Regions from separate parts of the Mus musculus genome. Here regions 1 and 3 are each linked to region 2. Evidence: chromatin loops called from intact Hi-C (ENCODE). Cell type or tissue: gastrocnemius. All regions are shown on one strand. Links, peaks and the distances in the headings refer to the core of each region. The heading gives the core; the rest is flanking DNA. Region 1 holds the start of 4930562F07Rik (RIKEN cDNA 4930562F07 gene). Region 2 overlaps Tnr (tenascin R). Region 3 overlaps 4930523C07Rik (RIKEN cDNA 4930523C07 gene).

Evidence for each region. Peaks named below come from ENCODE experiments on the same cell type or tissue, not always from the same donor. Only the 100,000 strongest peaks of a DNase experiment are listed, where the experiment ranks them.
Region 1: it touches region 2 in a loop (7-fold over the local background); 17 of 42 quality-filtered maps call a loop at or near these places.
Region 3: a loop joins it to region 2, with 4 times the contacts of the local background. A loop is called at or near these places in 26 of 42 quality-filtered maps.

The regions. Positions count from the first base shown.
Region 1 is chr1:160,075,373-160,085,950 of GRCm38, forward strand. It overlaps 4930523C07Rik (RIKEN cDNA 4930523C07 gene), which reads left to right. Exons shown (of 3, transcript NM_001162896.1): 3 at 1-3,215. The coding sequence ends at 89. It overlaps 4930562F07Rik (RIKEN cDNA 4930562F07 gene), which reads right to left and starts at 2,613. Exons shown (of 3, transcript NR_038031.1): 1 at 2,557-2,613; 2 at 2,011-2,118. It overlaps Tnn (tenascin N), which reads right to left. Exons shown (of 22, transcript NM_177839.3): 22 at 9,657-10,578. In gastrocnemius, for the core only: no CTCF peak of the experiment used is centred there; a DNase peak (open chromatin) is centred at 5,870.
Region 2 is chr1:159,905,374-159,915,951 of GRCm38, forward strand. It overlaps Tnr (tenascin R), which reads left to right. Exons shown (of 23, transcript NM_022312.3): 19 at 7,267-7,418; 20 at 9,163-9,259. Among named protein-coding and RNA genes, the nearest start is that of Gm31667, 110 kb to the right of the region's middle. In gastrocnemius, for the core only: a CTCF peak has its summit at 5,807 (motif pointing right); DNase peaks (open chromatin) are centred at 2,721 and 5,835.
Region 3 is chr1:160,057,660-160,068,237 of GRCm38, forward strand. The region is part of intron 1 of 4930523C07Rik (RIKEN cDNA 4930523C07 gene); the gene reads left to right. Among named protein-coding and RNA genes, the nearest start is that of 4930562F07Rik, 15 kb to the right of the region's middle. In gastrocnemius, for the core only: a CTCF peak has its summit at 4,537 (motif pointing left); a DNase peak (open chromatin) is centred at 4,453; H3K27ac peaks cover 1,477 bases.

The sequences.
Region 1 (10,578 bases), core at 1,297-9,296, 170 kb after region 2:
AGAAGAAGAAAAAGAAAGATGAAGACCTCTGGATCTCTGCTCAGCCCAAGCTCCTCCAGATGGAGAAGAGACCATCACTGCTTGTCTAGTGAGCAAGGGGGCAGCGTGTCCTCCCCTTGGAGCCGAGCCTCCTTCCAACCACAGAGACTTGGAGGAGCCTTTAACGTGATGCATTCACTCCCACAGATCACTCAACCAAGGGACAAATTTCAGACTACGCATCCCAATGGATGGGGGCGGCGTGTAGACAATTCTTACTCTGTCTTGGCAGCTATGTGTCCCGTATCAGTGCCCCAAGCATGGACAGCAGTTTCTGGTATACTCCAGCACAAAAGCACAGAAAGTATGTACATATGCATCTTAGATGGCTTTCAACTCTGTTTGTATCATATGTATGCACATTTGGACAACAGGTACATGGGACAGGATATTCTATTTATCACGCAGCCATGTAATATATATTTTTGCTCAAATATATATACTTGCAGAAATGTGTTATGAGAAGATATGTCCAGATTTAGGCACATATGTGCAATTAAGAAGCCATGGTGCAAGGCCCTATGCACTGTCTGTATATCATTCAGGTTGGAGATGGGTGTGTTCTATTCCTACATAATGTTTTACTGGAAATACATTTGGACATTCTAAGACCCTGGTACAGTCCCCACTTCAGTATATATTGATACAGACATAGCTAGTGGTTTCTATATGCTTCTGACCTTTTGCCTATACCTGAAAGTTTAAAGTATGGCTCCAGATACACTCAAAGCTCTTTGCTTGCAATTCACGACAAGGTCCTCATTACCTCTAACAGATGTCTAATGTGGCCCAAGACCTCTCGGGGACATTACCCCATAACTACTCAGCAAGGTGCCCTTTTCTAAGCAGTGATGAACAGCTCTTGGCAGTGACTATGAGAAAGCTATGGAAACCCACATATTCACTTCACTGGATTGCAGGTGTGTACCCACGAGATGTAATATAGAGATAGAAAGCGTAAGGAGAGATGCCTCGCATGAGCTAGCTATAATCCGTGTGACCAAGGGCTTCCAGAAAGAAACCAAGTAAGATCATCCCAAGTCCAGTCTCATAACCATCACACATGCACACATACACTTGCACATGCACACGCATACACAACACAACACATACCAGAAGCAATCCTGTGTTGGTAGCAGTGCATAATGTATTGCCAGTGGGAGGTAGAAGCCATAGTTTAAATGAAAGATAAAACTATAAAGGTATCTGTTGCTATTTATGTTGATGCTCAGGCAAATGTCTTGTACACAGTAGGTACTCATAACTGTGGATGGATATGCAATGATGCTAAGGATAACTTGTAATACCTCACAATTCAACCTGAGTGACCTACTCTTTTAAGACACGCCATTAACTGCTACAGAAGGTGAGGCAAGGCATTGAGACCAGGGTTGATTGACATATGTGCCCTGTGGTACCTGAAGCCATGCCACTTTCTGAGTGGAAGAGAGCCTTTCCTCCCCAGTCAAAGAAAACAAATTGCTTGGCATTTTGATTGTATTGTGGCCATGTTACAAAGGCAGAGAATTCCCAGCTTGGAAGCGATTATACTCCAACGGCTCATTTGCACATCTACTGGGGAGCTCTATAAATATTGTCCCCATGGAGACCATTATAGACAGTAGAAAAATCACTGTCTAATTAATGACATAGCCAAATTATGACATTACAGCAGCAAGAAAAAAATTCCCAAAATTGATGAGACTGTATGAATGTAAAGTTGTACTCTACTTGCTCAGCTGGGCCACCTGGTACTCATGTCTACTCCCGATGTGCTCCAGGCCCTTGGAGGGTAGCTACCTAATGGTGGCTACCTGGGCCTTCTAGCAGACAGTCACATTTCACCCGCTCATCCTACATCACCTCAATGCCACTAGGCACTCAAGCCTTCCACCCTCAGGCCTCTTTGACCAAAGCAACACTTCCTGATTCTCTGCCCCCTTGTCACATAGGGAGCTGGTTGTGGATTACCTGGCTGTCCTCCGCATGTCACAGAATGACCAGTCTTCTCCCCTTCTCTGCCAATTGGTACCCACCAGATGCTCTTCCCACTTCTCTCAGTTGCCCTAAGACAGAAGACTTGGGGGTAGAGGTGAAGACACAGCAGAAATGGGATGTCAGATAACAGTCTGCAAGGATGGATCGCCGGAATCAGGGACCATACAAATTACACGGTTTCCGTGACAACTGGCTGCCAGTTTGAATTAAGACAGCAGTCAGTTGTCCCTGATTGCCATAACAAAGCCCCTGACTCTGGACACAAGTGTACCTACTGCTTTCTAACCAAATAGACTTGAGCCAGTTCCTGACATAAACCATCCAGAAAGGCAGTTCCCAGTTGCTTCTATATCCTGGAATCCCAACCGTGACTGGATCACCTCTTCCTGTCGCAGACTCTCCGACAGCCTTGATAGAGCACTTAGGATGATACAGGGCCCATGAAGTGATAGGCCCTCCCATAGACACCAGAGAGCAGAAGCCCAAAGTATTGCTTGGTGCCCTGTCGCCCTGCCTCACCCTGACAATTCTTCTCATATTACTGCTTCTCCTTGCATCATGCCAATTCATTCCTTTATGACTCTACAGACACTGTTTCCCTTGGTCTATTCCAGAGTTGCCACGGATACAGTCCTAGGGTAAGGTGCTTGGGACTTGTGCCTACCTGATCCATCTGGGGACAGTAAGTTCATGAAGAACCTAAGAGGCCCCAGGGGGCTGGAGGAATGGCTCAGCAGTTAAGAGCACTTGTTGCTTCTGTAGAAGACCCAAGTACCAGACATGCATGTGGTACACATGTATACATGCAGGCAAACCACTCATACACATAAAATAAATCTTTTTCGAAAATTTGAAAAGAAGATGCATAAAGAAGAGACCTTCTCAACTGGCATGGACTTGGGCATTGGGGTTGTCCCCACCCACACTGGACTTCTGGCCTGCCTTAGTCACACTCAGAAACAGTCAGAGGGGTCTTTATCCAGTGTCCAATAGACTTTTTTTGATTTCTTGGGAAGAGGAAAAAGAACAGGAAGATGTAAAGAAAAGCCAGTCACTTTTTCAAGAAATGAATCGCTCATATGAATGATCGAAGCTGTACAGTATTTGTCAGTGTTTTGTTTTCTGTAAAATTCAAATACATATAAAAGTTTATTTAAATAAATGTTTTGAAAATGAAATCCTCCTCGCACGTTGGATTGAGTCACTGGCTTACCGCTGAGATATTATTCTCACACAGAATTGACAGAAGCAGAGGCTCTTCCTGCCTGGTCCCTGGCCTCCTAGAATCTCAGGTCTGAGGACCAGAAATGTGGCATCTCTCCCTTCTACGCAAAGCAGGCGACTTTGGAAGCTGAACTGAGCAACAACGGCTGCAGAAAACATACTGATGTTCCCTGGCGACACTTAGAAAACATTTCTCCACTGAAGTCCATGTCTTTCATAGGAAAAGGAAGAAATAACCTTTGGGTTAATCTGGTGCTAAGAAACAAAGGACCAAGGGACACAGATACCTGTGTCTATGTGCATGTATTTATATAAGCACATTTATCCTTTTTCTAAGTCAACCACAACTTTGCCCTAGTTAGAAAATGAAATGACTTGGATGCTCTTGATTCCTTTCCCAACAATGCTTACCTAGAGTGCGGGCCAACAGAAACAAGATGGTGAAATGTTCCCGACTGGCACTGCCCAATCTGGTACTATTAGCCACATGTGGCTCTGTTCATTAAAATTAAATTAGATTAAAAGTCCAGAGCTCAATTATGCCAGCCATATTTCAAGCACTCAATAGCCACCCTATGGCTAGGAACACCACCCTGAATGGCAGAGGCTAGCATCTTGTGGAAAGAGTAATTCAGTGTTAGTGAACAGCTGCGCTGTTTAACGGAAGCTTGAGAAGGAAGACCCACGGCGCAGCTGCACACTTCCTGTCTTGCCCAAGGCAGGCTGTTTCGCAGTTTCGGCTGATCCTTCAGCTTTTCTCCTATCACTACAAAGCTATGACAACCAGGGGACAGAGTATTTTCATTCAACCTGCTATTCAAGTCTCTAGAATATTGCGAAAGTTTCTGATGCAGAGGAGGGGCCGCCCAGAGGCGATAGTGCAACTCCCAGGCATCTCATTGGCTCACCACCCTTCCAGCTCCATCAGCTCTGCCTGCTCAGGCTCACCCACACTCGGAGCGTTAGGACAGAGTTGCGCAATGCAACCATCCATTAGCATTCTCAACTGACTGGAGTACTCTGCTGCCTGCTTGCCCTTTGCCCTTAAGATTATTCTTGAATTCAAAGTCACAGGCACACAAGCTTGAACAGCAGCAGCAACAAAACTCCCTTCGGACAACTTACTGTATCGGTCATAGGTTCAACTTATTGAATTGTTTTCAGATTCCCATGGGGCCAAGCATCACGATTTATTCAGTAATGGCAGGGCATGCATATCAAAGGATTTTAGCTCTTTCGAGGTGCCAAGTCCACTGAGCCCATACTACAGTATTTGTCCTGAAGGGTCACAACTGGCCTAAAGGAACAAACCACAACCATATAACGTGTTTGTCACTTTCCCAGAGGGACACATCCACCAAGACTAGCATCAAGTCAGGCTGGCAAAGAGTTGCACTGGGTGAGCGGAGAAAGGATGCTATTGGCAGAATAGACGAGAGTCCCTGAGCACCGAGGGCTGGGGCTGAGGACTAGGGCTGTCCAGATCCTGGGACCCACACCAGTTCTCACATGTAATTTATGCCTGTGATGTTACCTCCATATTAAAACTTATCTTCAGAAATTAAATGGAGAAATACATAAAAAAAAAAAGAAAAACCACTTAGCACTGAGCCTGGCTTAAGTGCTCAAGTTAAGTGTCATTAATGAAGGAAAACCATGGTTTGTGTTCTAGAAATCAAAAAAGAAATGTATGGAGGAAGGCGTGGAATTACCCACACTCCAGCAACCTCCTTGTCTTTCACCAGCCTTTCTCTCTCTTCCACCCATGATCTGTCATAGTCCTCTTGACAATTCACAGAAAACCAGCCTTACAACAGGCTCTTCATATCTCCTAGTGAGGAAAAAAAGCATGCAAAAGTTTCGAATGCTGTTGGTGCAGAGGTCTCAGGTTTGGTTCTCAGGCCCTCATAGCAGCTAACAACCATCTGTAATTCCAGTTCCAGGGGAGCCAACATTCTTTTCTAGCCTCATGGGCACCAAGCATGTGCCTGTGTATATACATATACAAAGACAGAAAACACTTGGGCACATAAAATCAAATAAGTAATTCTAAAATAAATCTTTTTAAAACGTTAAAAAAGCTGGCAAGCCAAATATAATAAGAGCTAAAGTTTACAGGCTTCAGAACTATTCTTTGCTGTCTTTATATATAATTATATAGAAGTTTGTCTTCTATAAATGAGCAGGGTTTTATGAGCTAACCTGGTAACCTTATTTATATAACACTGGAACTGGAACTTAAAGTGTCCTCAGAAACAATTCACTCACAGGGGCATTTTAGGAAGAGTTTTGAAATATCCCTGGAACTTTCTACACACTGACCAGCCTAGCACACTGTGATAGAGAGGTTGCAGGCTAGACACAACCAAGAATGAGCTAGGCAACCCCTTCCAGGGGGTGCCTGCTTACCTGTTGTGTTAATCCAGGTAGAAACACTGCCGGAGAAACCACTAAGTGCAGGTTGGATGCTGACTTGGCCCCACTGGGTAACTCTTAAGACAGAGTTACCCAGGAAGGAACAGAGAAGTGGGGACCCTTCCAGAACCTCCCTTTGTGGGAGAGTCTCTCTTGATTTGAAAGGCACCTGATAAGACAACACTGCCATCTACTGGCAAGAGTGGATATAGCAGCCTGCTTGCCCCAGACTGCAGGCGCCAACCTGATTGATTGGTTCCCATCATCTCTGTTGATCCTCTCCTTGACCCTGGTGGAAGACCTAAGGTAGTGAAGACATGTAAGTTTTTTGGTTTTTTTTTTAAATGGGAGGACCTTTTCTAATAACTAAGTTTCACCAGCAGCTTTTCACCACGTTTTCTTCTAGTTCTTTGCATGCCTCCTTGTCTGCATGCTCTCTCTTTGCACAACCCACACCTAAATTGTGTGTGTGTGTTTGTCTGTCTCTGCCTCTCTCTCTTTATTTTCTTCTGTTTCTCTCTTTCTCCCCCTTCCTCACTCTCTCCTGCAGTATATTCCAGCTTCAGTAGCCCTTGAATCCCCAATAATTGTAAGTTATAAAACGGAACACTCAAACTCAACAAACACAAATGCCAAGCCATTTCCAGAGGTAGCAGCCGTGACACATAAACATCTTCAAGCTCTGTGGTCACAGGCTGGCCTCTGAAGCCAGTCCTCCCTCACTCCTGCTGATTCTATAGATCCCCTTCTGACACAGACCAAGGGACTCAGTACTACTTGGAGAACTATTACAGCAGCTGTGAGCTGGTCTGCGAGCCTCCCCACTTCCCCCTAGACCACACCCCTTGTGGATGGGCAAGGGGCACAGACAGAAGGAATGACTTCTGACTTTCTGAATCACAGTGGAGTAACTATGGCTGACAAGGACTAACTGTGTATTCCAAAGCAACCGGTAGAGAGGTCTATGCATGTTCTCCACACCAAGGTATGATATATGTCAGCAGTGATAGAGATGCCTGTCACCTGCGCTGACCACTTCACATATACGTGCATATTGGAATGGCATGCTTTACCCCACAGATTTGTGTCAACCAAAGATAACACAAGGGCCGGGAGATAGCTCCGTGGAAGAAGTGATTGCTACTCAGGTGTGAGGACTTGATGGTTGGGCATGGCAGCCCCACCTGAAGTAAATCCTTATACTCTGGAGACAGAACAAACTGGCTGGCTAGACTGCCCACATCGGCGAGTTCTGGGTTCAGAATAAGAGCCTGTCTCAGGAAATGAAGTAGAAAGTAGCAAAAGGAGACCCAGGGTAATGTCCTATATACACACTTGTCCATACATGTGAACACACATGCACACGCATGCATACACACACAATTTTCTAAGTAGTTTTCAAAATCCCCACTCTGTGGCCCTCCTCAACCTGTCACCAAACTAATATTTCCAAAATACAAGCCTCCCGTGTCACTTCAAGGTTTCGAAGCCTCTGAGAGCTCTCCGCCATTCAAAGGCTTATGTGGGAACAATGACTCTCACCCCTGAGTTGATGTTAGAGGCCCCTGGGGAACTTTGAAAAGCTCAGGTGCGTAGAACTCACTAGAGACCCACTGGAATGGGACCTGTGAAGGGGCAATGAGCAGAAGGACACACATCAAAGCTCATGCTGGCTCTGAATGGCAATGTGACCTGACAGCCATTGCAGCAATGACCCCCTGCCTGTCCTTCCCACTGGCTCCCTGGGCTCCTCAACCACTGAGAAGCCACACTGCCTCCCCCATACTGTCCATGTGCAGCCTGGCTCTCTCAGATGTCTGGCTGCTTCCCTCATGACTCAGTCTGTCTTTCTATGTGGGACTGTGATGGGCAGCCTATTTTGGTTGAATGGGGCTTGCTCCAGTGACCCAATAGAGAAATCTACAAGGGACAGAAAGGCGAGCCACATTCACAGAATCAGGTGTCTGTCCATAATTCTGTGACTAAGTCACACCAACAATGTCCCAAGCTTCTGGCATTCTGACTAGACTCCACCCCACAGTTACCTGACTATAGCCTAGGTACGCTCCTCCCCACAGTTACCTGGCAACAGCCTGATAGCCCAGCCCACTATAAGAGGGGCTGCTTGGCCCCCTCCTCACTCTCTTAAGCCCTCATCTTTCTTACTCTCTAGTTCTCTTTCTCTCTTTCCCTTCCCCCCTCTCTTCACATGGCCATGGCTGGTCTCTCTCTCTTTCTACCTTCCCTCCTTTCTCCCTGCCTTTCTACAATAAAGCTCTAAAACCATATGTCTCTAATTATCAAGGCCTGCCGTGCTTGAAGGATGGGATGGGCCGAGTCTAACATCCCGCCAGAAGGCCATCCTGTGCTCCAGCCACAGACCTGACCAAGGACTCTCACCCTTGTGGGAACCATCCAGCGCCCCTCCCCCTGCCCATTCCTCCCCTCATCTCCAGGGCCAAGTGCTGCTGGGGCCCCTATTCTGTTCTCAGCTCCTCCACCATATCCAGCGTGGGATACCAGAGGCTGAGAACCTGGTACCTGGGGCTGCCCCTTGTCCACCACCCGCCATTTGGGGTCAGTGGCTTAACACAGCCAGATGCCCACCCAGGGCCATGTGAAAAGCAGTCCACCCGCATCTGCCTGCCCAGAGCACCGGAACTCCCTTTCCCCCACACCCACGGCCCTGCATTTCTAGATCTGATGCCATCACTACAGCCCCCTAAAGCCTTTGTGGTGGGATTAGATGCACACACACACACTCTCTCTCTGTCTCTCTCTCTCTGTCTCTCTCTCTGTCTCTCTCTCTCTCTCTCTTAGTGACTCACTTTTTCCTTAAACCACCACCGTCCTGACTTGTTTTCTATCTTCCAGAAGTTCTAAGAGTTGACCAGGGCCAGTAGCTTGGTTGCTCCTCTCTGCCCTGTGTATGCACAGAATAGATAACACTTTGGAAACTTTACCGCTGTTTGTAGGACAGATGCTCTGCTCCTGGCTTCTAGTGTATCCTCACTTCTCACGTCCCCTTTCACATTGGGCCATCCTGAAGCATGGGATGGCCTCCTTTAAGCTTGGAATAAACTGCTGGATGGACCATGCTAGAGCAAGGGGCAGCATGCAGGAAGGGTGGGGGCTGGGATGTTGCCCACTCTATAAACACTCTGAAATGAACTTCCCAGATTTCCTTTTCTGCTCAGAGTAAACTATTTGAAGGTCAGCTGAAATTTCTCCATGGCAACAAAGGACCTATAAGCAAAAAGATGCTAAAACAGCTTCAGTCTCCCACACAGGTCAGTTCAGTGGCCAAACCCTGGGGTTAATGAACCTAAGATGGGCATGGTGCCATCTGGTGCCATCAAAGCCTCCTCCAGAACAAAGACTATGGGTCACTGATTTGGCTATAGATCTGCACAGACATAGAGAGGCCAGCAATCCTAGGAGCAGTTAGAATGAGTCATAACATCTGAAGAGGGAGTCCACAATCTAGCCTGTGATGGTTTGAATAAGAATGGCCCCATAGGCTTATATATTGGAATGCATGATCATCAGGGAGTGGCACGATTTGAAAAGGATTAGAAGGTGTGGCCTTGTTGAAGTACGCATAGTCTTATTGGAGGAAGTGTGTCACTGGGGGGGGGGGGGCTTAAGGTTTCAAAAGCCCAAGCTAGGCCTAGTATCTCTCTCCCTTCCTGCTGCCTGTACATCTGGATGTGGAACTCTCTGCTACCTCTCCAGTACCATATCTGCCTGTGTGCCGCCCATGCATCCTGCAGTGATGATAATGGACTAAGCCTCTGAAACTGTCAGCCAGCCCCAATTACACGCTTTCCTTTATAAGAGTTGCTGTGGAGATGATGTCTCTTCACAGCCACAGAACACTGACCAAGACAATGTCTTAAGCGCGCTTAGCAAGCCTGCAAAAAGTTGAGTGTATTGCTATTGTGGGCCATCTCTCTGGGAAGAAAATAACAAGAGACGGCTTTTTAAAAATCAAACAGTTTATTTGTGTTTTCTTGAGTAGGAATTTAAGTTACTTCAAAGGTCACTGACTTGGTTACAGAAAACTTTCCAAAATGACACCAAACACGCAAGAAAGATGATGTGAGGAAGCTTCCAGTGTGGGGAGCAGGGAAGGAGGGAGTCTGAGGGCTGATGGACCCGGGGGAGGGGAGAGGCATGGAGGTGAGTGAAGTGGTGGGGGGGAGCTGAGGGGACCAGTTATTTAGAGAGATGGGTTATTTAAAGTTTAAATGACTGCAAATTTATTTACAACATATGCAGATCTATGAAAGAACTTATGCAAATGTCTGGAAAAGGGGCAGTTAAAAATAGCAATAAAATGGGAGCTTTGGTCTCTAGAATGCTAGAGACTAGTCAGAACTTAACTATGACTGCATCGTGGCCCCTTTGTAGTCTCTTCATTCTTCATCACACAGGAAGTTTAAAAGGAGTAAGATATAAACATTTCCTTCAAACACCAGGAGGTCCGGGAGAGACAAGAAGTAGCAGGTCACCTCAGCTCTAACACCCAGGGGATCAGAACCTCACTTTGTCTTTTTTTTTCTACAAAGATCTATATTATCAGATGGATACAGAGATATCCACCAATTTCTAAAGATTTCCAATTGATGGTCTACAGGATGGTTCACCTTTTTGCCCTAATTCAATACATCTGTCATTAAGGATGGGCTGAAAAACCTTGTGATTCCAACACGTGTTCTATCCATATGTACTGTTCAGTTACAACATTGTTGGCTCCTGAAAGCCAACAATGAAGCCCTCAGTAGAGACAGGCAAACTTGCAGATGACATGGAAGGAACCTCTAAAGGTCAAAGTGTGATGACGTCATTAGCACTGTGTACCCAGCAATCTAGGAAGTCGGAGGCTATGAGCATCCCTCA
Region 2 (10,578 bases), core at 988-8,987:
TGGGCTTAATATATTTCTGCTGGGTTTTAGTTTCTTATTTTTTCACGTGGTACTGATATTTTTCCTTACCTCTGTAAGTCAAGTTAGCATATCTAATTAAGATGCTATTCTAATAAACTGTACTAGATAATCAATGACACATCAACTGTGTTCTTTGTTTCAGAGTAGCTTTATTCCTTGGGGCATGGATAGATACTCCATCCTTTAAGCCCATTCTCTCTTCAGGTTGACAGGCTCTCCTTCTGGTAGTGTATGTGGTCGAGAAAGACCAAATGCAGATGAAAGGGGCCAGGCAATGAGTTCTCTGTACCAACATAGGGAGAAAGAGTAGACTTCAAAACCCTCATCCAGCCTGGGCTATCCCTTTAATACTGTTTTGTCTAGCTGTTTATTTCAATAAGAATAACTCTGGCCTCACTGAGCAAATTGAAAACTTTATTTCCTTTTGCCGCTTCTGTTTCTTGAAAGACATTGTATAAAACTAATGAGAGTTCACCTTCAAGCTCTCAATCTGTTCTCACTAGCGAAGACATCTGAGCCCGGAGACTCTTGTTAATGTGGGATTTTTAACTACAAAATAAACTTTGAAAAAAATAGCTATCATACTCTACACATTATATTATTTTAGTTTGGGGGACATCTAGGAAATGGTGGTATTCAAGGAATGGTCCTCTTCTTTAAGTCACTGAACGTATTTATAGAGTAGTCACACTAGTGAACAGGGCACAGATACATGGCCACCCTTTTTTGAGAGTAGTGAATCCTCTTGAACAGTATAACTATTTACTGTAGATTATACTAATTGGTTCTCAATCTATGAGTTGTAACCCCTTTGCGGTCATATATCAGATATCCTGCATATCAAACATTTACATTACAAATCCTAACAGGCAAAATCACAGTCAGGAAGTAGCAATGGAAATCACTTTATGGTTAGGGGTCCCTACAATATGACACACTGTACTAAAGGGTCAAAGCATCAGGAAGGTTGGGAAGCATCCCTGAAAGATGATCTTATAAATGCTACAGAAAAATCTCACATGTCACTAGTCACAGGATTTTATTTGGCCCATTTTAAATTGTGTCATTGCACATGTCTCAGAGAATCTAATTTTGTGTTCTCTGTTATTATCATAGGGGATGGATACTATCACTCATGTGACACTAAACATCTAATAAATATTGATGGGGCACCTATTTCGTGTCAGGCTCCGTTCTAAATGCTAAGGATAGTGGTAAGAAACAAGTCAGATGCATATCCCTGTGAATTTTAATAATAAAAGATTTCTTTTGCTGGCTTACATGATATAATTGAAATAGTTCAACAATGGCTGCCTCTCACTGGAGAGGTTGAGACTGTATAATTTTGTTTTTTTAAGATTTATTGATTTATATGAGCACACTGTAGCTGTTTTCAAACACCAGAAGAGAGATCAGATCTCATTACAGGTGGCTGTAAGCCACCATGTGGTTGCTGGGAATTGAACTCAAAACCTCTGGAAGAAGAGTCAGTGCTCTTAACCACTGAACCATCTCTCCAGCCCTGTATAAATTTTTACTCAAGGAGTGGAGGCACAGAAAAACACAGTCCCACCGGGTGTGGTGGCACATGCCTTTGATCCCAGCACTCGGGAGGCAGAGGCAGGTGGATTTCTGAGTTCAAGGCCAGCCTGGTCTACAAAGTGAGTTCCAGGACAACCAGGGCTACACAGAGAAACCCTGTCTCGAAAAACCAAAAATAAAAAACAAAAAACCAAAAACAAACAAACAAAAAAAAAACCCCACACATTCCCATCTCCAAAGGGAAAATTTAAGTAATGCTACATATACAAAGATAGAGAAGGGTATCTACTGGCTTCAGAAGAAGGTCCCTCTTCGTACGCAGCATGATTCAGTCACTGTTATCACATCCATCCAACACAGTGCTAATTAGTTAGGTAAATCTTCAGTTTTCCAATTGGTCTGTGCTTCTCCACATGCCGGCAATACCGTCCTCTACCGGTATGTGGCTGATCTCTGTCAGTTCCTAAAGTAAGAAAGCTTGCTGATCAGCACTTGTCAAATTCTACTCCGTTCTAGAACCCCACCTCTCAGCCCCTCTTCAGCAGCTCCCATGTTCACTGCCCTTCACACCCACTTTGATGCCCTTCTAACCTCCCATCTTGGTCTCAGAGCTTGAAGTCATATTTGTTTTCCCATAAGACCATGAGCCACTTGTAAGACGTCTTTTCTCCTTCTATGTTTTCCCATCTCTTAGCCTGGCATTTAGAAATCAAGGGACATTTTCCTATATGTCTTTTAAGTGAGTAACAAGACAACAAGCTAGTAAATTTGAAGATTATCTGAGAAAATTGAAGTGATGGATTAAGCTCCTATGGGCTAGGCTCTATCCACAGCCTCTGTCTGCACCCCAAAATCTTATCAGCTACTTTGCAAATACGAGCCATTAATTTTAACATAGTTAAAATTAATTCTGTGGAGAAAAACAATACTTTATTCTGCATTTACTGAGAAAACTGCTGTGGCTGTTCGCTGAGGGGCATGCTGACGTCACAGCTTCAGCCCTGATGCTGAGTCCATCAGAGTGGACAGTGGGCAGAGGCTCTCTAGAGCTATTAAATCTGATCATTTTAAAGGCTGGACCCAAGGACACAAAACAAAAGAGGGCTGGGAATGGACAGAGAAGCGTCTCCCACTCCCCACTGGCACAGAGCCATCTGATTGCCCTGTGTGTCATCATGAAGATAGCCACTCACCACTCAGCAGGCAGCCTTTGATGCCCAATACAAACCAATTTCTGAGCAATTCTTCTGGTGAATGCCCTGGGCCTGTGGATCTCACAGTTACATCTAGAAATACTTAACCATAAGACACTTCACTGTGGCAATCATTTGGCTTTGTTTTCCTTCTAACTTGGTAATAGCCATAGCCCGTGCTTAAAAAAAAAAAAAAAAAAAAAAAAAAAAGGCTACCCTATCCACCCAGGCTCCAGTTACTGCACCAGGAGGAAGGAGAGAGAGCCTTCTAGGTATGTGCTTGGTCTAAAATAATTATTAGAATGATCAGGGTTAAAGGTAGATACCTGATTAGATTAAATGGCATCCAGAGAGCTAAGGATCGGCCCTGGTAGTCTTCTAAAACATATGAATTCCAGATCAATTGGAACATGAATGTGTTTTTATGATTTTTAGCTGAGTCAAAGTCCAATACCACCAAAGCAGTAGGGTGAAATCGCAAAGACTAGAATACAAGGCTTAAGCTCAAGGCCAAATATCCCCTCTTCTTTCCATCCCACCCCAAACAGAAAGATGGGGTGCTCAGGATGTTCTTCTTAGAGACAAAAGATTATGAGAGGGAGAGAGAGAGAGGGAGAGAGAGAGAGAGAGAGAGAGAGAGAGAGAGAGAGAGAGAGAGAGAGAGAGAGAGAACAGGAAAGTGTATGTGTGTGTGTATGTGTGTGTGTTTAAGAAGGAGAGGAGAAAAATTAATTCTGTTATTCGCCCAGTCATGTGGATCTAAGCAGGGAGAGCTGGCCAAGAGGCCTCAGGTCACCATCTCATTTACCATTTCTAACTCTTGGCTTCCGAGAAGAGAAAAATGCAAACTGAAAACAGCTCTATGTGAATGAAGCTCTTTAGTCAGATACTGAGTCCTGAGACTGTCTCCCTGCTCGACTTGGTAGACCTGGGATGGAGCACAGGAATCTGAAGGATAAGGAAATCCGTAACTTGAGAGCCCTCAGCAAGCCTTTGCTTTCTCTCATCACATTAAAGGGACAAGTGTGTTAATGGAGGACTAGTGACTCTGAGACAAACTTGGGATGCTTTCGAGGCTGGCGCAAGATGGCAAGAAGCTTCATGTGGAATCTTCTCCAAGTTCCCAGGGAATGAAAAATCCCAGGTTGCTGCTTCTGATAGTCTGCAGAAGCAAAGTGCTTCGTGATTGCCTTTCCACTAATGCCATAGACTAAATTACAGTAAATTGAATCTATTAACAACCAGATGGCCTTGTAATTTGTCAAGGGTAAGGCAAGTGCGCCCAGCAACCATGCATCAACCTCCCACACACTTGGATAGTGCTTCCACCTTCCAGCTAACTATAGGAGCCCAGAAAGCAGGGCATATGGTCCTCCCTCTCCCAACCTTCATCTGAGACCTTTATCCCATCCATCTTTGACACTCCTTAGACACTTATCTCTTCAGTTGATCTTATTCTTATCTCCCAGCTTTAAAGATGAGTGAATGCCTCTTTTATGACAGCATCTTAGATACTTAAAATTCCTCTTCCTCAGAACAAGTCATCTCAATATATTATATGTGCTTACATTATGTCTAACTTTAGAAAAACTAAGAGTGGATCTGAACCCCCTTCAAGTATCTATAACATACATTCTAGTAGTTATCAACGAAGAAGGGGTTTATATAAAATTGTTTACTTCTCTATTCTCAAAATGGATTTGGTTTTATATACGTATTTGAGTGATGTTACTGTGGTGAGTTTTGAGAAAAGTTTTTTTGTGGGGGAATCCATGGACAACTGAGACATGCAGATTTCTGTCTCCCCAAGAAAATGGGCTGGTTTAATGATGATCTCTTCCTTTGGGAGAAACAGTGAACAAGGAAGCAATAGGCTGGATGCCAAGCACATTATATGCTGATCTAAAAGGAAGACCACAGACAGTGAGAGAGGGAAAGGCAAGTAGGCACATTGGTTGCTCCGGAGACCAGGGTCAATAATAGCCTAGATGACCAGAAATAAGGCCAGTGTTCCCAAAGCAACACAGAGAGGAGACAGTCATTCATGTCTGTTCTCTGAAATGAATGGAAACCTCAGGGACAGGTGAGACGTGAGCTTTCATGATGTCTAGGACATGCTGGAGATACAATTCAATAGCTTTAATAAAGCTACTACAAAAGTCACTTTTGATGGGAAAACACTTAATTTGAACATAATGCTTTCTGGGGTAACTTTAGTTCTTGGAGTATTATATGCTTATGTTAAATAAAAACTCAGTCACTCATTGGAAAGATGAAAACCTTAAAGAAACTAGAACACATTTGAAGGTGCTTTTTAAAGATTTATTTCACATTTTATTTGTGTTTATGTCTATGTGTATGCACCTCATGTCTGTAAGTGCCCAGAAAGACCAGAAGAGGATGTCAGATCCTCTGGAGTGGTTATGAGTAATCTGATGTGGGAAAACTTGGGTCCTCTGAAAGAGCAGCAAATGTTAAGCACTGGGTCATCTCTCCATCCCTGGCTGTATTTATTGTTCTAATAGAATATACGCTTGACTAAGCTCTGCAAACTTGAATACAAGTTATCTGAAAAAGCCAGTCAGGGAATCTTTCTGAGCAGTTTCCTTGTCTGTTAACATAAGTCTCAGCTCTCCACTGTCCTGCCTTCCTCTAACGTCTCTCACAAGAATGAAATAGAAACAACAACACATCTTGTGAAATATAAGTTTTATAGAAGCATATTACCAATTCTTGGGTGACTGTACTTGAAGTGTATTGTTCCCTCAAGCTATTTTTGACAGACCTGTGGCAGCAATCTGGAACATAGAACTAAGAGTTAATCTGTCTCTGGGTCAGGTGGCAGGTAGGGGGTAGGACATAGGAGTAAGGGCTTACATGGAGACTACAAAACTTCGGTTGCTTCTTCCTAGAACAGAATGCTTTACAGACAACCTGTGATGGGGACTCTCAGGAAAGTTCATGTGTCATCTTTTTTATGTGACATGCTATATCTAAATGGTTCACTGCCTGGCCTTTCCAAGGGGCTGAGTGTCACATATAGTATAGGAGTAAAACCACCAGGAGGCGCTGTAGTAGCTAACACCTGCGGTTTGCCTCACCCTCCTCCCTTCATGTCTACCTCACTTATACACAGAAACACGGTACTGTATCGTACTGTGTTGTCTGACCATATTCTTCATTGACCCAGAAACCCACATTTACAGAGCACTCCAGCCACCATGCCTCTCATGGCAGGCTGTGCCTTTAATTTCCCCTCTCAGCAAAGTCCCTCCAGTAGACTGCTCTCAGTTTGCCTGATAAGCACAAAACTTATCTCGGAGCAAAGCACTTCAGGATTGAAGCTTCTCTTACAGCTAATTAGGTATTGTTTTACAGATTGGGCTGTTCCTTCTGAAAGATGAGCTGCAATTTATTTCCCCTGCCCTGTCCTTGAATTAAAACTGAACTGTAAAACATGGCCATTTGATTGTTTAGTACAATCAAGAGATTGCTTTGTACAGGGACCAGACATTCATCGCTGTGGTAATGCTGAGCGTGTGTGAGCATCCCTTCATGGCTGCCATGTGGATGACAGAGGCTTTCTTCAGATGCCTTCTTACCTTTGAATAGGTCCCTACAGTGCTTCACTGGCCCATCTCTTAAACAATCACCAAGGCCAAGGGGGAAGTCCTTGTGACCCCCATTTTACTGCTGAGACTGGATGTTCAAGGCCTTTAGCTTATACTCAAGCATCTTGGTAATCAGAGAATCTACACCTTTGGTCCTCAGAGGCCATAAGTCCAACATGAGTTCAGATTTCACACCCACACAGTCTGAATTCACTTAGAACTTTTTACATCTCATGATGAAGGACCAACCACAGGACTCTTTAAAACCTCCTCTGATGCAAGGGTTCCTGTGCATAATGGGGAAGGGGTTTGCAATCCCATAGGAAGAACAATATCAACCAATCTGACCATCCTCCCCCCTCCAAGCCCTCCACCCCCATCCAGAGCTCCCAAGGACTAAACTACCAACCAAAGAGTACACATGGAGTGACCCATGGCTCTGGACACTTATGTAGCAGAGGATGGCCTTGTTGGGCAGGGGTGGAAGGAGAGGTTCTTGGTCCTGTGACGACTTGGTGCCCCAGTGTAGGGGAATACAAGGGTGGGGGAGCACCCTTATAGAAGCAGGGGGAATGGTATAGGGAATTTCTGGAGGGGAAACCGGGAAAGGGGATAACATTTGAAATGTAAATAAAGCAAATATCCAATAAAAGAAAAAAAAGAACCATTTCTAAAAATTGCTTTGGGGCTGATGAGTTAGCCAGCAGGTACAAGGTATTTGCTGCCCAAGCTTAGCAATCTGAGTTCCATCCCCAGGACCCAATGGTGGAAAGAAACAACTGGCTCCCTTGAGTTGTCCTCTGACTCCAAATGTACACTGTGGTCCTGAATGCAGGCACACAGTACACACATGCACCTAATAAGTAAATGTAAAACTTTCTATTGCTTTTCTTCTGCAGGGGGCCGGGTGTTCTCTCATCCTCAAGACTGTGCCCAGCATTTGATGAATGGAGACACTCTGAGTGGCGTTTACACCATCTTCCTCAATGGGGAGCTAAGCCACAAGCTGCAAGTGTACTGTGACATGACCACAGATGGGGGCGGCTGGATTGTAAGTATAAGCTGCAGGCGGATGTCTTCAGGCTTCTAGTATACCTGGCTGGGGACCTGGAGTTTACCATGTCGCCATCCTTCCAGATGTTCCCTTATCTAACCACTTCATTTGGATTTGTCTTGTCACTGCCTTCAAGACCCTCATTCAGTAGGCCACTCACAAACAGAGAAAGGAATAACTGTTTCATTCTGTTGCTAGGATAAACACCATGACCAAATGGGACATAGAGGAGAAAAGTGTTTGTTGGCTTATACTTCATAGTACATCACGGAGGAATGTCACAGCTAGAACTCAGAAACTAGGGCTGTGAGCGTGAAAGAAGGGTACTGGCTCACTCATTGGCTTATGCTCAGCTACTTTTCTTATATAGACCAGGCCCACCTCGCTTGGGATGATGCTATACTCACTGAACCCCACTCTCCCACTTCAGTTAAGACAATTCTTCGTAGACATGGCCACAGGCCAATCTATTGGAGGCAATTCTTCAGTTGAGGTTTCCTCTTCCAAGGTGACTCTGTGTTGGGTTAAATTAACAATTAAAAACTAACCAGGACTCATATGAAAGATGTAACGGCCTAGCTGTAAGATGAGACTGGCTCGCTTTGAGCTCCTGCAAACAGACAGGATGCAAGGTGTGCTGCGGAAAGGAAGGAGTGAGGCACATGGATCCTGCTTACCAGGGGCTGTAGCTAAAGTAAAGAGGAGAGGAGGAGGCCACTCTACAGAAGCACATTAGCTTCCCAGAGTGAGGCAGTTAGTAGCCTTGTCTTGGAGAGTCACATATAGTAGATTAGTTATGGGGTAGAATGTGGGTGGGCCTCTAGTTATGAGAGCTACTTGTGTTACATTCTGTTTTAGACCTCCCCCTAGTTCTTCCCTAGAACTGTCATAGCCTTCAGGAGGTAACAGTGGTAGGGAGAGAGACACTACTTGCTGATACCACCTCCTCTCATACATGATAGCTAGCTTACACAGAGCAGAAGAAATAAGCAGCCTGGAGATGCTAACCACTATGCCCATAAGCAACTTCCTGAAGCTGGCTCTAAACCAAGCAACAGGGGTTGAATCAGTGTGAATGAAACTCCGCCCTGCCCACCCTCCTAGCACTGCTCAGATACAGCACCAGAGCTTTCAGGTTCCAAAATGGGAAGGTTTTCTAGAGTTAAATGGTGACTGCACTCGTAATCCTCTCCGGAGACATTTTCTTTTATGTTTCTGACATATTTGTGCCTCCTTCTTAAAGCATAATTGGAAATTGAAGCCAAGGCTGATGTATTGGAGGTTAAATGAAATTAGCACTTAAACAGCTTGGAAAGTGAATGATATGCAATTGCTTTGCCTGCAATAAGATGATGACAGTGAGTAGATGATTTGAAGTTGGTCCCAGTCCTTCGGTGAGAAATGCTTCCAACTACTCTCTGCAGTGCAAAAAGATTAATTTGAGAATCAGGCCCATTTCCCCTGACTATTGGGAGCTTGATATGTATCCTGAATCTTTTCTATATTGCAGGAGTGCAAATTAGTGTCGATATCACACCCCTAGTCTATTTGTCAGATGCATCAGCCCTTCAGAAAGAAGGGTTCTGAGCATGCCCTGCAAAATCTGCCACCAAAACGTGAAACTGACTTCTTAAATGCTTCTGATCCTAGCTGATGCAGAACCCAGACATATTCATATATTAATTATTAATTCTTGCTTTTTTAGACCATATCCTCTCTCTTTTTCTCTTTCTCTTCACAGGTATTCCAGAGGCGGCAAAATGGACAAACTGATTTTTTCCGGAAATGGGCAGATTATCGTGTTGGCTTTGGGAATCTGGAGGATGAGTTTTGGCTAGGTAGCATTCACTTTGTATTTTCCCTGGACAGTTTGCCCTGGGCTTCTATCCATCTCTCTCCTTTCTGTGTCCATCTGGGATTGTCAGAAGTCTGAGTCCATTGAGAAGTTGACAGCTTGTGAATTGCTTTTGTGCCTCTTGCTCTGTTTGGCTCCACTATTGATCTGTTTTTATCTGACTGTGGTATTTTCCTCTTTGCTCTGTCTCTTCCCATCCTCATTAATAGTCTTTTATGCTGATGGATCTTGACATGAGGCAAGTACAAAGGCAGGGATCTGCCTGGTAGGGAACAGGGCACAGGAAGCAATGAGCAGGCTTGCCCCTCTAGGAAGCTAGGCAACCAGCTAGCCAGCCTGCAGGTCAAGAGAGAAATGAGAAGCTGCTGGGTTCCTGGGAGAGTGCTATTATCTGACTTGGGAGAGAAAGGGGAGGAATGAGAATGGCATTAGAGGTGATTTCCTAGAGGTCTGACACAGCAGGGAGTTTAGATGGAGGTTTCCATGGGCATAGGAAGATAAACACACCAAAGTCAGACTGGTGGAGCTGATGCTAGATCATAAAGCAGTCAGTGTATGAATGCCTCCATTTCTCTGTAAGATTTTCCTAATGGTTGATAAAGGGAGGCAGAAAGGGAAACAAATAAATGATAGTGTGAGATGCTTGCACTTGTTGCTGGCCCACCCCTACCACATTCATGTTCAAGCTTTGATACCTGCCTTACCTTGGGCAGCAAAGTAACAGCCTTCCACTTGGGACCCTGCCTCCAAGACCACCCCATTGTCTACATGGCCAATAGAAGGATCTCCCTCATACTCCAAATCTGAGTGAAGGGTAGCCCCACTTGGTGACGGCTTGGAATGACTCCGTCACTGCCCGGTAGAAGCCAAGCTCCTTAGCAGGCTTCCTCCTCTCCTCCTGCATCCTTCTCTCTACCGCCAAGCACCTTACTGTCCTGCATCCCACTGCCAGGTCATCCATTTTCAAACCTGCACAAGCACTGACATTTCCTCTGCAATAAACACTCCTTTAGCCAACTGTTCCCACCTTGGTGTTTACCTTATATCCAAAGGCCCAGTGAAGAACCTCTTCCTTCATAGAAGCCATACAGACTCTTTTTTTTTTTTCATCCATTGCCTGTGGGGATAATTGCTCATGTTCTCTGATATGGCCTGAATCATGGCATCTATTTGACTTTATCTGTCTAGTCTCTATTGTACGTTTCTTGGGGGCTAGAATCTCATCATTCATCTTTAAATATCACTACCTAGGACTTTCTATATCAATCAATGATAAGAATTTATTAAATACATGTTAGCTAC
Region 3 (10,578 bases), core at 1,388-9,387, 150 kb after region 2:
TAAGTATTGGCACTATGAGCTTCTTCAAGGATAGAGAACTGTACTTGTAGTGTTATGCTTATTATAGGGACTCAGTAAACAGCCTAAGGTAGACTCAAGTATTCTCTAACCCACAGACATCAGAGATCAACCAGAGGGCAGCCACTAGTACAGTCCCTTTGGTCACGTGAGCAGCCCCACTGCCTCTCAGTAATGGATGGAATGTGCACGTCAGAACTTGTTCAACAGGGTGGACATGCTCTGTTAGTCCTTGAAAACACAAGAGTCATTGTGCATACAACCCAAATTCCCATCACCTAGACATCAAGTAGGCCTCAGCTCCACTACCCTGGCAGGAAGAATTTGCCTGAAATTAAGCAGACTGATGCCTACCCTCGCATTCTGAAAAGAATACAAGGAGATCCCCCACCTTGGCATCAATTTCCCAAGAACTCTAGGCTGCTCTGGCCCTGGGCAAAACCAAGGAGTAACTGTTGTTATTGCTACTGCTGTTGCTGCTGCTGTTGTTGCTCTTGTTGCTGTATTTGCTGTTGTTACTGCTGTTGCTGTTGTATTTTTGCTGCTGCTGATGTTGCTGCTGCTGCTGTTGTTGCTGCTGTTGCTGTTGTATTGTTGCTGCTGATGCTGTTGCTGATGCTGTTGTTGTTGCTGTTATTGTTTTTGTTGTTGCTGCTGCTGCTGCTGTTCCTGTTGTTGCTGCTGTTATTGTTGTTGCTATTGTCCTTATTGCCGCAACTGTAGTTTGTCATGTGCCGTCATCTACCAGATGACTCGATATTTAGAAGTTGAGGTGTATTTCATATGAATTACCTGCTTCACCTGAAGGACCTTGTGAAAAGGTCTTCACATCCAGCTGATAGTGTGTCTGTCTTTAGTACACAAATATCATCTAGTATTGTTAGACCTGCTCCAAAGGATTAAGATGAAAATCAGCCCATGTCACCAGTCATCTTCTAAAGAAACAGTGCCTACTCTGACTTCCGAGTGTATTCTTCTAGATTATCCCCTTGCTGGAGATAAAGAAACCAAGGCCCAGAGCAACTAGTGATTGTCTCACAACACATACTTAGTAAGTCACACCGCCTCTTCATGCATCAGTCTGTGAGTTTGTGGCTCCTAAACTGTCCATTAGGTGGATTTTGATTTTTGACTCATAAAACTTCACAAGAATATAAGTTAATGAAACCAGGGAAAAATCAAAACCTAAGCTGAAGACCTGGACCCCACAGACCTCCCACGTGGAGATTACTGCTCACCTGGGTCAGCACTACAAAATATTTCCCTCCCTTGCTGCTCTAAACCAAGCCTCATCCCCAGGAGCCACTCCTGCCTTCTCACAGGAGGAACAGACCCACAGTTCCTGCTGGTCTCCTCTGTCAGATGTTCCTGTGTTCCTCCCATTCCTTCAAGACCCAATGGCATGACAGCTGATCTAACGAGCTATGCTTCTGAGTGCCAAAGAAAGATAAAAATCTAAAGGCTGATACACAGCCTCCAGAAAGGTCACCCTTGTGGCCACACCACAGAACGTCCAGGGATAGTAAGATCTGAGGTCCCTAGCCTCCTGCACCATCTAAAACATCTGGAACAAGTGGTAGGTGAGGAGATGAAGGTAAGGAGGAGTGTGTGAGCCTGTTTTTAATCTATCTTCTGTCTATCTATACCTGCAGTCAATTCTAGTTTATAAATTTCTTGTGGTAAAACATGGACAGTAAAAATAATAAAGTAAAGTAATCATAATATACCAAAATAGTTTAATATATACTATAGTAAGATGGCAAGCATCAAGGACTTCATTATATAAGTCTATTACTAAGTGAATGTTATTTGAACATACTATCACCATACCTAGGCAGTCAATCTTGTAACCCAGGAAGCTACCAAGGGAGTAACATATGGGTAGCATATACAGTGTTCATATCCTGAGTAGTACAACCTGGCCAGTGCAAGCTGTCATGATAATCCTCAGAATGGCATACAGTTTAAATTGTAAATTGTGTATTTCTGGAATTTTCTCACTAATGTTTTTTGATGGCAGGGTATTAGAGCTGAGAAAAGTGGGGCCTTAGGTGAAGGAGGACTCCTGTAACTGTCTTCGCCTTTGGAAAAGGCATTTCGGACATGAGGAGGCATACGTTTGGTATACAGAGTAGATCAGGGAAGGGGTTAAACTGGTAGAGTTAACAAGGAGTCAGCTACATTTGAGACTAAAGAAATGTTACATCTTTGGAAGAAAGGATCCCAGAAAGGTAGGGCAAAAGATGCTTTTTTTTTTTTCAAAAGATGCTTTTCATCTGACACTTGGTGGTATTCAATATCTTAGGTCAATAATATATGTTCATTTGCATTTATCAACTATTACTAAGATGATCAAAAGGAAGAGGTCTCCATGTGCTGTTAGAAACAAAAATTTACACCCATGCAGAGGACAGGTGAGGACACAGCCCCAGGCTATGACCCAAAGCCTGGTGACTCAGAAACATCATCCTATGCTACACATTCCACAGGGATGAGTTGTTATTGAAATGGCAATCTCTCTGCTCATTCCCCCAGATTTGGACATTTTAAGCCTTGACACTGTAATAAGGTAGCATTTGACTTTTAATTGCCTTGAACTTCCGTTAACATTAAATGAAGGGAGGAAATGGGAAGGAAAATAGAACCCTATCTGTACTGCTTTCAAGTCACATAATTGTACATTTTTGCCACACCATTAGTTTCCAGCCTGTAAGCCCTTCCCCCATCACCACAGAGATAAAGAAATCATTCTGTCATTCTGTAAGTGCAGCCGTTTGCAGAACTCTAAATACTCTGGAATTAAGAAGAATTATGTAACTTTTTAATGTAAGGTCTATCTTCTAATTGCCACCTGTGCAGGAGTCCTTGAATCGCGTACATATTTGGTCATCCACTTGCTTTTTCAAAAAGCACTCTTTCCTCCTAAAGGATATGACGTTGGAAGACTTAAGCAGCAGTGGCTGGAGTCGCCCAGGAGCTGAGCTCTCTCCCTTTATTTATGGAACAGAAAACAGCACCATCCCGCCCCTAGCCACTCCTAACTCACAGATGACCTCAGAGGCTTGAGCCTTCCAAAAATAAAACCTCACCTAGCTACTTTACCACACCCACAAAAACTGGCTCCAAACTTTCACCAAAACACTTGTGAATCATAAAAATGAGAGCTGAGTGACTGAGGTCTTTCGCTGTAACCATGACTACAGATTTTTGGAGGACTCAAACAAGGATGTGATCAGATTGGATGTACAGAAAAGTATGAGTGGTACCCGTGTGCACTCATGGACCCTCGACCTTGGAAGCACAGCTCCTGATGACTGGGATTCATAGAGACCTGGGAGGGGGTGCGGGGGGGGGGGAATCCCTACCCTACTTAGGGTTCTAATTCTACATTTAATTCCATCTTTTAAATGCAGTTCCTTAAAATTCCATTTTGTGACATTTAGATTATGGGTCCCTCCCCCTCCCTTGGTGTTCTCTTTCATGTCTTTTTTGTTCTTCACAAGAGTTTTGAGGAATATCCAGGGCAGGTAATAATCTCATTTCTCAGACAAGGGAGAGGCTGGGATTAGATTGAAACCTCACTTTGCCCTTCGGGGCTCCAGAAAGCTTAGCTGATGTTGTCCAGGGTCAAAGACATGAGGACAACTGAACTGGAAGTAGACCTGGTTCCTCTGGCTCCTAGCTTAGCATTCTCTCTACTTTGCCGCGCTACCAGCATTCTGCACAGAGCCTGGGGATATCTCCATATGTGCTAAGTCTTCTGTAAACCTCCCTCAGCTTTATCATTCGACTGATCAACCAGAGACCAAGCACAGCCAATGAGGAGGTGCCTGCTGTAAGACTGGCTGGCCTTTTGTCCTCATCTGTATTTCCCCGCTGCTGTGTGGTTCTCTGTACAGAGATGATAGCAAAGAGAACATGCAGTGTCATTCCTACTCCAGGAATTTTAGAATTCAGGTTGCAGGCTCTAAATGCCTCCAGGGACCAGGTAGTGAACAGGAATAGATGAAACGGGTATCAGAGAGAACTCTGGCCTTTTTAAAGCTCCACAGACTGTGCCTTCATGAGAAATTAGTACAGCTCAATATTAAACTTAGCTAAAAATTGAGGATTTTATATAAGAGAAAAGGAAATGTGATTAGTCATCTTCATATTAAGACGTAAGTGTGCTGGGTACAACTCTTGAAATGCAAGTGGACATTATGCCTATCATGGAGTCTCATGCCTTGGAGAACTGTTGTCTTCTGACATATGTGGTGTTGGATTGAACTTCCCTCCTGCCATGTGTGGTCTTGTTAAAATCCAAGCCCTCAGGAGGTATAGAACATTAGAAAGGCCCTGGCTCAAATCCAGGTCCCCCCTACTGATGTATAGTTTAGGGCTAAAGAGATGGTGCAGAGCTAAAGAGTGCCCCCTTATCTTGAGGAGACAGAACCTAAATTCAGTTCTTAGCACCTACCTCAGGAGGCTCACAGCCACCTGTGACTCCTATTCTAGGGGATCCGATGCCCTCTTCTGGCCTCTGTGGGCACTGCAAGTGCACAGCACATAGAAGAGTAGGCAAACGCACAAATACATGATTAAAAATATCCAACCCCTACCCTGACCCAGAGAGTACATTGTGGTATCATGAGTCTTCTACTAACATGGGTCCCTAAGCAATTGTGTGAAAAAATAGAATTCTTCCTCCTTTCCCTGACTGCAAACTTCATTGCTAGGAACTAGAAAGTGGGAAGCAAATCCTTGCTCTGCAACCATCAATATCCCAAATTCTATTTGCTACTGCATTGTTCCTCGCTTACTCTGTGTTTTTAAGTTTTGAAGACTTCTCGAATAATCTAATGGGTGTTCTGTATCTTCTTTACAGCCAGTTGCACAGTCAAACATTTTATATGAAAATTCTGTATGGTTAGTGGCCGTATATATGCAGTAATTCCTATAACCAAGAGGCTGAGGCATAAGAATCACAGGTTACAACCCAGTCTATGGTACAGAAGAAACTGACTGCCTAGATATTTTCAATTCATACTTAGATATAAAAGGATACATATCTCACTCTTACAAAATAGTTGCATGTGCATGTACGAAATATTGCTTATGTTGTAATTATTCATTTTCTAAATAACTTTGGAAATAAAAGTTAGTGACAATCTGAAAAAAAAGAAAAAAAAAAGAAAGTGTGAACTCTTTAAAAATCACAACATAGCCAGGCAGTGGTGGCGCACGCCTTTAATCCCAGCACTTGGGAGGCAAAGGCAGGCAGATTTCTGAGTTCGAGGACAGCCTGGTCTACAGAGTGAGTTCCAGGACAGCCAGGACTACACAGAGAAACCCTGAGTCGAAAAACCAAAAAGAAATAAATAAAAATAAAATAAAAATCACAACATACATATCATCAGGAGTTTTCCACAGGATGTGGCACATGCAGGAGTTCTCACATATTCCAGGGAATTATTGGGTGGGAACCCATCATCCGAACAAAACAGGCCCAGAAACTGAAGTCCTTGGTCTCCTGAGAATGGTGATCACAGAACAGAGGAGCTACAGACGAACCTTTGCCTTCTGCTGGGATTAGATTGAAACTCATTTTGCCCTTTGGTAGCTCCAAGGCTTTGGACCTATTTCTTAATCTCTGATGGCCTCAGTTCCCTTGATGGAAATAAAAATGATTAACTTGAGTTATTGAATTAAACCTTAATATAAAGGCTTGATAACACATACACAGAAAGATAGGGAGGAGAGAGCTGTACACTTAGTAAGAACTCAACAAATGGTGGCATCTGATTCTACAGATCACCTATTCTCCTGAGGTCCTAAGACATTTGCCAGTGCTCTCTTTGAAGGCTTTGGCCTTCTGAAGTATCTAAGTCAGAAGCTGGGTCAAATGAAAACAAGTAGGTATTCTGGCTGAAACAAAGAAGAGAAAGGCTGGTACTGATGTACAAAACAAATCCCCCAGGAAAAGTGACCCTGGAGGTCAGGAGGGCCAAGGGAGGGAACAGAGTCAGGGATGGATAGGAATAAAGACACCAAGATAGCAGAGAGAAAGGGCCAACTGTCCCTGCCCTGATTTCCTGGGAGCTGCTTAATGCACCTTTTAAACCAATTCAGTGGAAAACAGATCAAACAGAGATCTGAGCAGAAAGATTTCCTAACAAAAGGATGCCATAAATACTATGCTCAAGGTAATTTTAAGGCACCCACTGCATGAGGTGTAGTACGTGCTTCACATATCATCCAACTCCTTCCACCTAGAAATGTGTTCTCTGGTAAGCCACTCAGAAGATCCTGGCAGTCCACATTCCACCAGGCACTGTGCTAGACTTGGGGACAAATACTGTAGCACAATGGATAAACACCCCACCCTCTAAGGCATATTTGCCAGAGGGACAATCTGAACCTAAAGCATGGGAATGAATGCTCCCAGACCCTCTACCATGATGGCAGCAGAGACGAGGTCCTTCCTTGCCTATACATTTCCTGGCTTATGAGAAGAGCGGTTAGGAAGCATCTTCCTTATAACTTGCTCAAGGCTGGAGATGCTGTGTTCTCCACATGAGCACAGCTGGACGTTCCAAGGAATCAGAGAGACATGCTTCCCAGGAAGTGTGTCTAAGAGCAGACCAAGACGAATGAGCTGTTTTCTGGGTCCAAGGCACAAACCCTTTGGAGATAACACAATTAGTATGAGCAGAAAAGGGGGGGGAGGATCAAGACAGTGAAAAATAAAGAAAAAAATCAAGGAATTGGAGACTACGGACCTTCAGTTTTTCACATAATAGAAAAATCAAAGAAAGTTCAAATAAAACCCATTTTAAACTCTTTTCTTTGTTCCTAAATCATTCACTAATTATTTCCCTGGTATCATCTTCAAGAAGAGGCTATCTCTGACTTTCCCTGTAAGTCCTAGCATAGCTTAATTAATACCTGATTGATTGAGAGATTGACTCCTTTGAACCTGAAGTGAAATGGAGCTTTTTAATTTTCTTTCCTGCTGAACCTGAAATAGAGTATATAGCAATTAGGAAAGGGCCCCTTGTTATCTGGAAGTCCCAGCTACAATGGGCTCTTTGTAACTGAGCACGTGGTAGTAGGTGATCATTTAGGAGCTGATAAAACATACACCACTCCCTACTGCTTTCCTGATAATGGGATTTTCTTGGTCATTATTTCCCTCTCAAATGAATTTTGTGGCCGGAGTATCTGACTGGACAGTGCTAAATGGGTGGGCAGTTATCATCAAAGCTCAGCTCTAGCCGTGAACACTGCTCACCTTTTACAGGCTCCAGTCAGTACTTCCTCCCCAGCGGCTCGAATGACTGACTCCTGTCCAGTCAGGATCTCATGTGCTTTTTCAGAACCCCTGGGTTAACTTCATTCATTCACATAGCTACCTGCCCAAATCTGGGCATTGAAACAGAGTATCCAGACAAAAAAGAGGAAGTCGAGGAAGTCGGGCTTTAAACAGGTACAGCTCCACCAACAGGGAATCATGTAGTTAGGGATGAGAAGAGAAAAGGAAGGCGACAATGTGAGGGAGGAAGGACAAGAAGAGGATAAAAGAGGAGGAAGAAGAGGAGGAAAAAGAAAAGACAATGAGAAGGAGGAAGAGGAAGAAGAAGAAAAAGAAGAAGAAGAGGGAGAGAAGAAGGAGAACCAGAGTTAACAGCAAATTTCAAAGTGAGACACCATAAAGGCCATGAGATACGATGGCAGGAAGAGCCCCTTGTTGAGGTATCATGGCAGGAAACTCAAAATTCATCTGTGCTTAGACCTGGCTATTATAGCATATTTACAGCAAGCTCTGAGATTGCATGGACTGAGCAAAGAGATAAATTGGGTTTTGAGCAAACAGAGAGTCCTGGGATAGGACACAATGAACAAAATAGAAAGGAATGCAATACAACGTCAGAAACAGTAACAGGGATGGATGATGGAGGCGGGGACCAAATGATGCAGCCAGGGTACTTATGATGAAGGTGAGACCGGATGATGGAGGCAGGCAGATGATGGGGTTAATAAGTGGAATCTGATGTAGCATTTATCTCTTATACTTCATGTGAGGGGCTGACTTGGAAAGTAAGCTAGGGCTGGGAGCACAGTGGTCTGTTCATGTGGGTACATGAACAAGAGCAAGGGAAACAAGGCACCAGAAAGACTGGAAAGGGGGTTTCAGCAGTAACCCAACTAACAGGGAGCAGTGATCTAGCCTTGGAAGTGAGGAGACATGGATAGGTTTGGAAGGTATTTTGGAGTTAGAATTCAGATGATAGGGTCATTATTTTGTTCAACTTAAATGTTAACAGAATCCCTTTATATGTCAAATATTCATTATCACTTATTATATGATAAGCACAAGGCTAGATCTTCAGGTCACACAGAGGAGTGAAAATCTCGGCCTTTTGGGGGCTTGACATAAGTACAGAAAACAAGTCAGCCAACACAAAAATGGGTGAGACTTACATAACCCTTTCAATTTTTCTGAATTCCTGTAATTTCTTACAGAAAACAAAATTGTAATGCATTGAGATCAGAGCTCTAGTATGGGAATGCCTCCATGAAAACTCAGAAGGGAAAGCAATCAGTTCATGGGAGACAGGAGGTCTAGAGTCACACCTCAAGGGAAGGCCTGAATAGCCAGGAGTCCAACTGAGGAGTGAATGGAAGGTAGAGCTGTGAAGACATGGGGCAGATGAAGCACTGCCAAGCAGGGCAACAGGGAAAGTGGGAGATGGTCCTGGGAACACAGTAACAAATGGAGGACGGCAGTAGGGTAGATGAGGCTGGGGTGATAAGAGGAGCAGGTCACAGGAGACTGGCTGTCGATGCTAGGGAGTTGAGATCTCCATATCATCATGGGTCAAGCAGTGGGTACAAGTCACATTTAGAGTCTAGAAAATTAAAGGAATGAAAAAACAAACTGGAGACCAAGATGGGTTTCAGCACTTGAATGAATACATCATCAAGGGGTTTGGGTATGCCGCACCTCTTCCTCTCAGGACCATTCCCTTGACATTCTTCTCACCCACAGGGCCTGAGCTCACTCTCTAAGCCCTGCTTCATCTTTGATTCTCACCTTTGGCACGTGTGCTACCTTCCGCATTCCTGGATGCCCTGTTCTGTGCTTGCTGCTTCTGCCTTCTTGGGGGAGGGTTCCTTGTCCATACCTCTATGCATACGTAGATCCTTGTCATCCCTTGAGTCACCTCTGCAGAGACCACTGTAATCACTTCATTTATAGAAGTGAGGACACATTTGGGTTTAATCTCTGCTTCCTTGTCTACTGTCCTCTCCTGTAGAGAATAAGTTGCTTAGCCACATCTCTCTTGTTCATGAGCCTATTGGCAGGGCCTAGTCTTCTCACTAACAAACTAAAGGAGTCACACCAGTGGCCCACCTCAAGAGTCTTCTAATCCAGGAAGTGCATTATAATAAAGCAGCTTTTGATTGTTGTCCTTGCTAAGGTTTTACTGCTGTGAACAGATACCATGACCAAGACAACTCTTATAAGGACAACATTTAACTGAGGCTACAGTTTCAGAATTTCAGTCCATTATCATCAAGGCAGTATACAGGCAGGCCTAGTACAGGAGAAACTGAGAGTTCTACATCATTATCTGAAGTCCACTAGGGGAAGACTGGCTTCCAGGCAGCTAGGACAAGGGTCTTAAAGCCCACACCCACAGTGACACACTTTCTCCAAACACAGCCACACCTCCTGATAGTGCCACTCCCTGAGCCAATCATATTCAAGCTTCCGCAGTTATTTTTAAGAACTCTAGGTACCTTAAGCATTTCAATATTGATGATCAATTTGTATTTTTGTTCAGAATTGTAAGCATAATTGCAGCATTGATTCTGGAGAAAAATACCATCTATTTTCTTTCAACAATCAAATTCTAGTCATATATCATATATGTGTGCTTTAGGGCAAGAATGAGCCTCCACCTTGTATTATAACTAGTTATATGAAGCAGTTAATTAAATTGGAGAAATATGCTTATTTTTATAATGTCCAGAGCTGGGATTCAGAAGTAAATATAATGTTCTGCAAGCAGATTATTTGCCGCCATCCAGCAGGTTTTGTACAATGCAGTTCTTAACAAGCCTTAGAGGGTACCTGTATGTTCCAGATTAGCAGGGTAAGAGCTGTAACTAAAATACAACACAGATCAGCAGAGTCAACAACCACTGGCTAAGTAAGGCTCTGTACTGAGCCCTCACAGTCAGTGGAGCTTGTTTTGTGAACTGTGTGATATCATAACCTCAGGGATTTTACAAGGTGGGTGGTTTGAGAGCTGAGACAAGGTTTGGGCAGCCGGAGTCGGGTAAGGTATTAGAGATGATGGGAGTCAGGAACTGCTCAGTGGGGTTCTTTGCAGAGAAAAGAAAATGTATATTCCATATTTCACACACACACACACACACACACACACACACACACACACACAAGCATGTGCTCCTGCATTCATTCAGACTCCTCATGGGAGACCAGCGCTAGAAGAAAATAGAGCCCAGAAACACTTCCTCATCCTATGTAGGCCTTTTGTCCCAACCTCT